2 separate regions of the Homo sapiens genome follow, and region 2 is linked to region 1. Evidence: read pairs that join two places in POLR2A ChIA-PET (ENCODE). Cell type or tissue: B cell. All regions are shown on one strand. Region 1 overlaps FBXW11 (F-box and WD repeat domain containing 11). Region 2 overlaps STK10 (serine/threonine kinase 10).

Region 1 (4,000 bases):
CTAGTTTTCCTTTTGAGGGGCCTTTAGACTACAATTTTTTTTTTGTCTTTTGTGGCGGGGGTTGTATTATAGGAACTTCAGTGATTTCATTGCATATGTATCTTTAGGCTTGTACGATTTTGTATGTGTAATTGCTTGGTCAAGGAATATCAGTATTTTATTATGACTTAATTAAATTATATACAGAAAAGTTTAGTAATCTCTCCCTTCTAATCCCTTCCTTCCCCCTAAGAAACGAATGTTAACATTTTGTTCTTTATCATTGTATATTTGTTTTCTTTGTTCATAGGAGGGTATGCAATCTGACAACTATCAGAATTCCCTCATTTAAATTAAAAAAAAATTATTTATTTATGTATTTTTTTGAGACCGAGTCTAACTCTGTTACCCAGGCTAGAGTGTAGTGGCATGATCTGGGCTCATTGCAGCCTCTGCCTCCCAGGTTCAAGTGATCCTCCTGCCTCAGCCTCCTGAATAGGTGGGACGACAGGTGTGCGCCACCACGCCTGGCTAATTTTTTGTATTTTAAGTGGAGACGAGATTTTGCCACGTTGGCCAGGCTGTTCTCGAACTCCTGACCTCAGGTGGTCTGCCCGCCTCAGCCTCCCAAAGTGCTGGGATTACAGGCATGAGCCACCGCACCCAGCCATTTTTTTTTGAATAGAGGAAATGGGCTCACCCTAGAAAAATCACAATACGGGGTCACTTATTTGCTTTATTTATTTAACATTATGTTATAGACATGTCCCCAGATTAGTAAAGTCTAACTCTTTCATGAATGGTACTTTTATCATCCCTAGATTTTAGGGGTGGAGGCGAGAGTACAGGTGTTTTTTTTTTTCTTTCCATTTTTGAAGTATAAAGTGTATATAGAAAAGTTCAAAAATCTTAAGTGTGTACAGCTCAGTGATTTATCTTAAAGTGAACAGTGCTTTATTTTGATAGGTATGGCTAAATTGCTTTCATGGAAGATAGACCCATTTATATTCCAAGCATTGCCATAACCCCTGAATATCATTTAAAAATGTTTAAGGTGTACTTTAAAAGTATTACTAAAAATAACATACTTGTTCAAAGTTAAACCAATAAATAAAAACTGGCAAATAGTAACATGATGAATTAAGATTTTCTATCATCATTTAAAATCATTGTATAATATTCCATTTAATAAATATATTAATGATTTTAAGAAAACTTCCCTTCCATATTAAGACTGCTACCAGTTTTGAGACATTTTAAGCCATGTGGAGTTAAGCATCATTGTAATTAAGTCTTTGTATACTTCTGTGATTATTTTCTTAGGTAAGACAGTGTGCACATTTAGGTTGCTAACTTGTACTTTTGAGAAGCTGGGTAAAATTATACTCTTAAAAGCAGCCCATCAGAGATCCCTTTTCATACTCTAGATGACATTGAATATTTTAATTTTGTACTTTGTTGAGATTTTGATGGATGAAAATGCAGAAATGGTATCTTGTTATAATGTACATTTAATTGCTAATGGGTTGGAATATATGTATACATAAAAATATTCATTGGCCATTTCTGTGGTTGTTATATGAGTTACCTCTTCATGTTCTTTTTTCCATTTTTCTAATGATGGCCTTATTTAAAAAATCTGATTTATAGGAACTCTTTATATATTAAATATATTAACTGTTATTTATTGCAAATACTTCTCCCAGTTTGACATTTGCCTTTCAGTTTTTTAATAATGGTTTTGGCCATGATGAAAGTTTTGAAAAAATGTTTACTTTTTGTGTGGCTATACTTGTTCCTTTCTTATAATATTCTTCTAGTGGTTTATAGCATTGTGCTTTGCAATCTTTCATTTTCTCTGTAATTTATTTTCCTATATGCTGTGAATTAGGGATGCACATTCTTTCTGAATGACCTATCAGTTGTCTGCATACTATTTACTGATCTAGTGTTTTTTCATTGATTTGATATCATATGCGCATGTTTCACTTCCTTGTGTCCAATGATGTGAAGTCACCGAAGCCTTCTTCAAGCTTTTATTCTTCTTCACCTTCCTATTATTATCATCAGCCATCAACCTTTGTAAGCTCATCATCCACAACTGTATCATGCTGTCTTTTATATGTTGTACTAGTTTGAAAGTGTCTTACTGATGATATGGACTTTGAAAGTTTAGTGTCAAACGTTATTCCTATGCATTGAAATTTCCATGTCATATTTTCTGAAAACAGTGAGGATGACTTGGTGATCTGAGAATTTGAAGCAGCAGGAAAAACAGCAAATAAATTAATATTTTAGAGAAAGTTTTAATGATAACACAATGCCTGCATATAGTACTAGCACTAAGAAATCACATTCCCTTTGGAAGAGAGCCTGTGCTATGGGAGAATGAAAACTATACCTTGCCTTACTAGCAGTTGTAATTTATGGTTTCCAAAACAATGTGTATGATAGATTAAGGTTTCACAGTATAATTTGAGGATAGGGACGTGGGTAAATGGAATTCAGAACACATTAAAAAACGTCTTTTTAATTCTTGAACAAAAATGTCATGTACCTGATACTATAGACATTTATTATGTTGCTTGTAAGAGTGCTTGGTTTATTTATTTCTGTTGGTTTATATTTACTGTTCATTCTGTTTATGAAAATAACTTTTTTTGTTTGATTTTTGTTGTTGTTGTTGTTTTTTAATTAAATAGAAATGGGATCTTCCTATGTTGCCCAGACTGGTCTCGAACTCCTGGGCTCAAGTGATCTTCCTGCCTCTACCTCCCAAAGTGCTGAGATTATAGGCATGAGCCACCATGCCTGGCTAGTAACACTTTTTTTTTAATGGCAGAGATTTTAGAGAGTGGACAAGCATGAAGAAGAAATTAACCAGTCAATCATAATCTCACTTCACTTTAATATCTGTTCTTTGTTTTCTGTCATTTTGTTTCTATATAGATATGCTTATCTATCTATACTTTTTGTTTTTATATAGGTTTATACTCCATACACTGAAGTATAACCCAGTTTTTTTTTTTTTTTTTTTTGAGTTGGAGTCTCACTCTGTCGCCCAGGCTGGTGTGCAGTGGCATGATCTTGGCTCACTGCAACCTCTGCCTCCCGGATTCAAGCGATTCTCCTGCCTCAGCCTCCCTAGTAGCTGGGATTACAGGCACGTGCCACCATGCCCAGCTAATTTTTTGTATTTTTAGTAGAGATGGGGTTTCACTCTGTTGGCCAGGCTGGTCTTGAACTCCTGACCCCGTGATCCGCCCACCTTGGCCTCCCAAAGTGCTGGGATTATAGGTGTGAGCCACCATGCCTGGCCTACATTTTTATTTTTAAAAATAAAGTTTCTATTTTTTTAGGCGGGGTCTCATTCTGTTGCCCAAGCTAGAGTGCAGTGGTGTGAACATGGCTCACTATAGCGTCGACCTCCCAGGCCCAAGTAGTCCTTTCACCTCAGCCTCCCAAGTAGCTGGGACCACAGACACACACCAGCCACTCCTGGCTAATTTTTAAATTTTTTGTAGAGATGGCGTCTCCCTATGTTCCCCAGGCTGGTACATTTTTAATAACTGCAATTTCATTGTCTGGGTATACAATAATTTAATCAGTCTCTTATTAATGGACATTAAGGTCATTAAACTTTAGTGTACATTCATGCTTCATACCTTAGATTATCTTATTCACTGAAAAAATTCTGAGTCAAAGGAAGTGGACCTTGTTTTTTTTTTTTTAATAATTGAGATGGGGCCTCCCTATGTTGTCCGGACTGGGGTCTTGAACTCCTGAGCTCAAGTGGTCTGCCCGCTTTGGCCTTGCAAAATCCTGAGATTACAGGCGTGGGCCACCACACCCAGCCCTGGACTTTAAGCCTTTTAATCTACTAGCAAAAACATTATTCTAGTTTTTAATATCATCAGCAATGTATGATTATAATAGAAATAAATGCCCAATGTAGAAAACTGGGAAATATAGGAAAACACAAAGAGTAAATTAAAAATCAGTCTTCACTCTTTTGTTTTTT
Region 2 (4,000 bases), 220 kb before region 1:
GGACAATAGTGCCTCTCACAGTGGGACATAGGCATCTTTACACCTGCACCATCATGAGGCCAGTGCCAAGGACACACAGCCAGATGTGGCAGAACTGACCCAAGCCCAGCGTCACATCTGGATGATACCTAGTGTTGGTGGAACACGGGTATAGCTTGGTCCTGCCATTTGGAGAGCATTTGACAACATGTAAATCAAGGCCTATGCTTTTGGATGCGGCACCACGCGACCAGGGTGGCATGGCCCCATGATAGGGAGCTGCTCAAATAGAGGAGGGTCCCGTCACTCAGTGGAACATTCTGCCACCCTTGGAGATGACGTTGGGGAAGAGTGTTTTGTGCTCCGAAGGGCTGTGCATGCCATACTGTTTGTTTTTTTGAGATGGAGTTTTACTCTTGTCACCCAGGCTGGAGTGCAGTGGTGCCATCTCAGCTCACTGCAACCTCCACCACCTGGGTTCAAGAGATTCTCCTGCCTCAGCCTCCCGAGTAGCTGGGACTATAGGTGCGTGCCACCATGCCTGGCTAATTTTGTATTTTTGTAGAGACAGGGTTTCACCATGTTGGTCAGGCTGGTCTCAAACTCCTGACTTCAGGTGATCCACCCACCTCCCCTCCCAAAGTGCTGGCCTTACAGGGGGATTACAGGTGTGAGCCACTGTGTCCAGCCATGCTATACTGTTAAGTGAAAGTAAGAATGACCAGTGTATACAGTTTAATCCCAATTTTGTAAAGTATGGAAGAATATATTTGTGGCCAGAGAGAGTATAATGAGTGAATATTTCTAGACTTTCACTCTGGACCCAGCCTATTCTATTCTATTCTATTCTATTCTATTCATTTTATTTTATTTTAAGACAAGAGTTTCACTCTGTCGCTCAGGTTGGAGTGCAGTAACGCGATCTTGGCTTACTGCAACCTCTGCCTCACGGGTCCAAGTGATTCTCCTGCTTCAGCTTCCTCAAGTAGCTGGGACTACAGGAGTGTGCCACCATGCCCGGCTAATTTTTGTATTTTTAGTAGAGATGGAGTTTCACTCTGTTGGCCAGACTGGTTTTGAATTTCTGACCTCAGGTGATCCACCTGTCTCAGCCTCCCAAAGTGCTGGGATTACACATTTGAGCCACCATGCGCAGCCAAGGACCCAGCCTCTTCTAAGCGCCTTTCACGTATAACTCATTAAATGCTCACAACAGCTTCTGGAGGAGGAGCGGTTACATCTTCATTATGTAAAGGTATAAAAGGCTGGGAAGTGAGGACAAAGAAGTCCCCTCAGGGGCACACAGCTGGGAAGTGTTAGAGCTGGGATTGGGAAACAGTTCAAGAACGTCCCACCGCAGAATACCAAAGGCGAGTCCCTTGGATTATGAAAAGCTTTGATTTTCTTCCTTGTACCATTATATTTTTAAGATTGTCTTTAACGCACAGATGTTACTTCAGCACCACAAGGACTGTTGATGGAATAAACAGGCCGACTTAACCTCTCTGAGGTTTGATACTGTCTCTAAAACAGAGTTCATGAATGGACACGACCCCCAAGGTTGTGGTGAAGATTAAATGAGTGTCTTAAACACATGCAGGCAGGGGGCATAGGTGGCCCTCCATAAAGTGCTTCCTTCCTCACTTCCTCCTCCTCTGTGGACCCCGGAGTCCTCTCCCCTCTGCAACTCCGCATTGAGTCTCACTGTCCTCCTCTGGGTAGCGAGGAGCCTGGGAAAGGTGGGAGCGGTCCCCTGCAAGGAGGCAGAGCCCATGGGCACCTTTCACGCCTCCTTTATCAGTGATAGGTGGGTTGGATTCCCCATTGGTTTTGGAGAGCTAACATCTGAGGGCTCCCACATCCCCAGCCAAGTTGGACAGGTTGCTCCCGTTTTCAGCCAAGGCCAAGACTTGGTATCTTTGGGCCAATCCCGTTTGGGTTTCCGTATTTTATTTGCTGGTTCACAAGAACTTTTGCGGCTCAACATTTCCCTGAGCTGTGCCAGGGTGGCTGGCCAGGCTTCCCCTCCCTGAGGGAGACAGTGTTCAAGGCACGTCTTTGAAAGCCACGTCATTCTGCTTTTGGGCTTCATGATCTTTGCCATCCTTACATGTCACTTGTTCTGAAACTTGGCCATCTCACTTGTCGTTGAGCTGAAACTTGGCATGGTGATGATTGATTGGGAAGTGGTTTCTCTCTGCTTGGCAGGACTCAGCTGTGTACATCCTGGCCCAGTCGAAGGCTTTGGCTCCTGCAAGGTAAAGAGGTGCCATCTTTCAAAACTGGAGAACAGCCAGAGATTCAGAAATAGAAATATGTTATGGAGAAAGTCGACTTCTTATCACTTTCCTTTCCTCTCTTATGTGGAGGACCTCATTTCTCTCTGTTTGCAGGGAGGCACAAACACCAGTTTTATTCATTCATTCCTTAGTCATTTAAGAATACATACTGAAAAAAAAAAAAAAAAGGATACATACTGAGTGTCTGCCATGACCAGAGTAATAGATACATTGGTGAACAAAATAAACATGTTTTTAGGCTTTCAAAAACAAAAAATACACAGTTCCAAGAGAGAACAGTAACAACCAATAGTCAACTGGCTAACCCATAGTGGTTTATTGATTTTCCCGTGCGTCACTGAAATTGTTTATGTCTTCATCAGGAAACGAAGGCCTGGTGTCCTGGCTTCCGCAAGCACACTTAGCTAGTAAGTAGTAGAGTTGGGACTTGAGCTTAGGTCCTGCGCTGTTTCCACAAATTGCTCGATAGAAATTTGCTCATTTCTAAGTTTGCCAAGATGGGGACATCGGAGGGAGCGGGGTCGATTCCTGTAACAATAACTTTATTGGCTACAGGATTGAAGGAAGGAGAGAGGCTGATGTTCATAGAACCCAGCAAGGGTGGGCTCAAGTGCCTTTTGGAAAGAAGGGAAGATGATAATTGTCTACTCCCTGGACATACATGTCATTCCTTTATCCCTCTCATACCCACCTAGTCTCATGCACACCCATTCATGCCCCTGCCAACTCACTCTCCCATGCATCTGTCCATCCTTCCATTCATCTGCCCATCCACCCACCCTCCCATTCTTCTGCCCACCCATCCATTCACCCAACCTCTCATCCATTCACCATCCCACTTAACTCATTTTCCCATCCATTCCTCCAGCCCCTACCTCCCATCCGTTCACTCCTCCATGTGCTTGTCTGCCCACCTATCTTCCCGTTCACTCCCACTCCCACTGTCCCATCTACCCACTGGCTCTTCTGTGCCAGGCTCTGTAGGGTAGACTGAGAGGAGTCAGGTGGGCTGAGCCTTTCAGAGATCACAGCCAGGTCAGAGAATCTGTGATGCAGATGCCCAGGGGACAGGGCAGTCTGCGATGAAAACCTTAACAAGGTGCAAAGAGATTCTAGTCGGGGAGGTGGGCTGGGGTTCTGGGGAAGATGTCATGAGCTAGGCTGGGGTTGAGTTCGATTTTGCTGGCTGATTAAACGCAGGTAGGGAGGAGGTGTTCTCTGTGGAGGAGGGAGCATGAAGAGGGCTGGGAAGTAGGCAGCAGGCACGGGGCTGAGTGAGAGGGAATGGCGGGACCCTGGGGAAGTGGGCAGGGGCAGGTCATGAGGGTGTGAGTGCTGGGCCAGGGAGCTCCTGCGTTAGCTTGTCAGCAGCTAGGAGCCCTTGAGGGTTCACCCTGAGTGTTTCTGGTTGAAGGCCACGGAGGGAAAGAGGGGAAGGAGGGCTGGCACACTGAGCAGCTGGGCGGGAGACCCCTGGCATGACAACTTTGGTGGGCTGCTGAGGGCACAGAGCACTGGGCGGAGAGCCAGAGCTGAGCTCCAGGCCTGCCAGTGCCTCCTAGCTATGTGACCTGGGACAAGTCAGTTTCTCTGCCTGGGCCTCCCTTTTCTCTTCCATAAAAGGCGATGGTGGTACCTCTGTGTACTTCATGGGCCTGTGCTGGAGAAAGGCGGGCTGCTCGTTGCCCTGCAGCAAGAGACCATAAGAGGGTTTGACAGGC

What was found. ChIA-PET counts read pairs that join two places held together with the same protein. Peaks named below come from ENCODE experiments on the same cell type or tissue, not always from the same donor. Only the 100,000 strongest peaks of a DNase experiment are listed, where the experiment ranks them.
Region 2: POLR2A ChIA-PET joins it to region 1 with 5 read pairs; 3 of 35 experiments call an interaction of 5 or more read pairs at or near these places.

What each region holds. Positions count from the first base shown.
Region 1 is chr5:171,947,252-171,951,251 of GRCh38, reverse strand. All of the region lies in intron 2 of FBXW11 (F-box and WD repeat domain containing 11), which reads left to right. Among named protein-coding and RNA genes, the nearest start is that of FBXW11, 57 kb to the left of the region's middle. In B cell, no CTCF peak of the experiment used is centred here; no DNase peak of the experiment used is centred here; H3K27ac peaks cover 321 bases.
Region 2 is chr5:172,168,569-172,172,568 of GRCh38, reverse strand. The region is part of intron 1 of STK10 (serine/threonine kinase 10); the gene reads left to right. Among named protein-coding and RNA genes, the nearest start is that of STK10, 18 kb to the left of the region's middle. In B cell, no CTCF peak of the experiment used is centred here; no DNase peak of the experiment used is centred here; H3K27ac peaks cover 3,527 bases.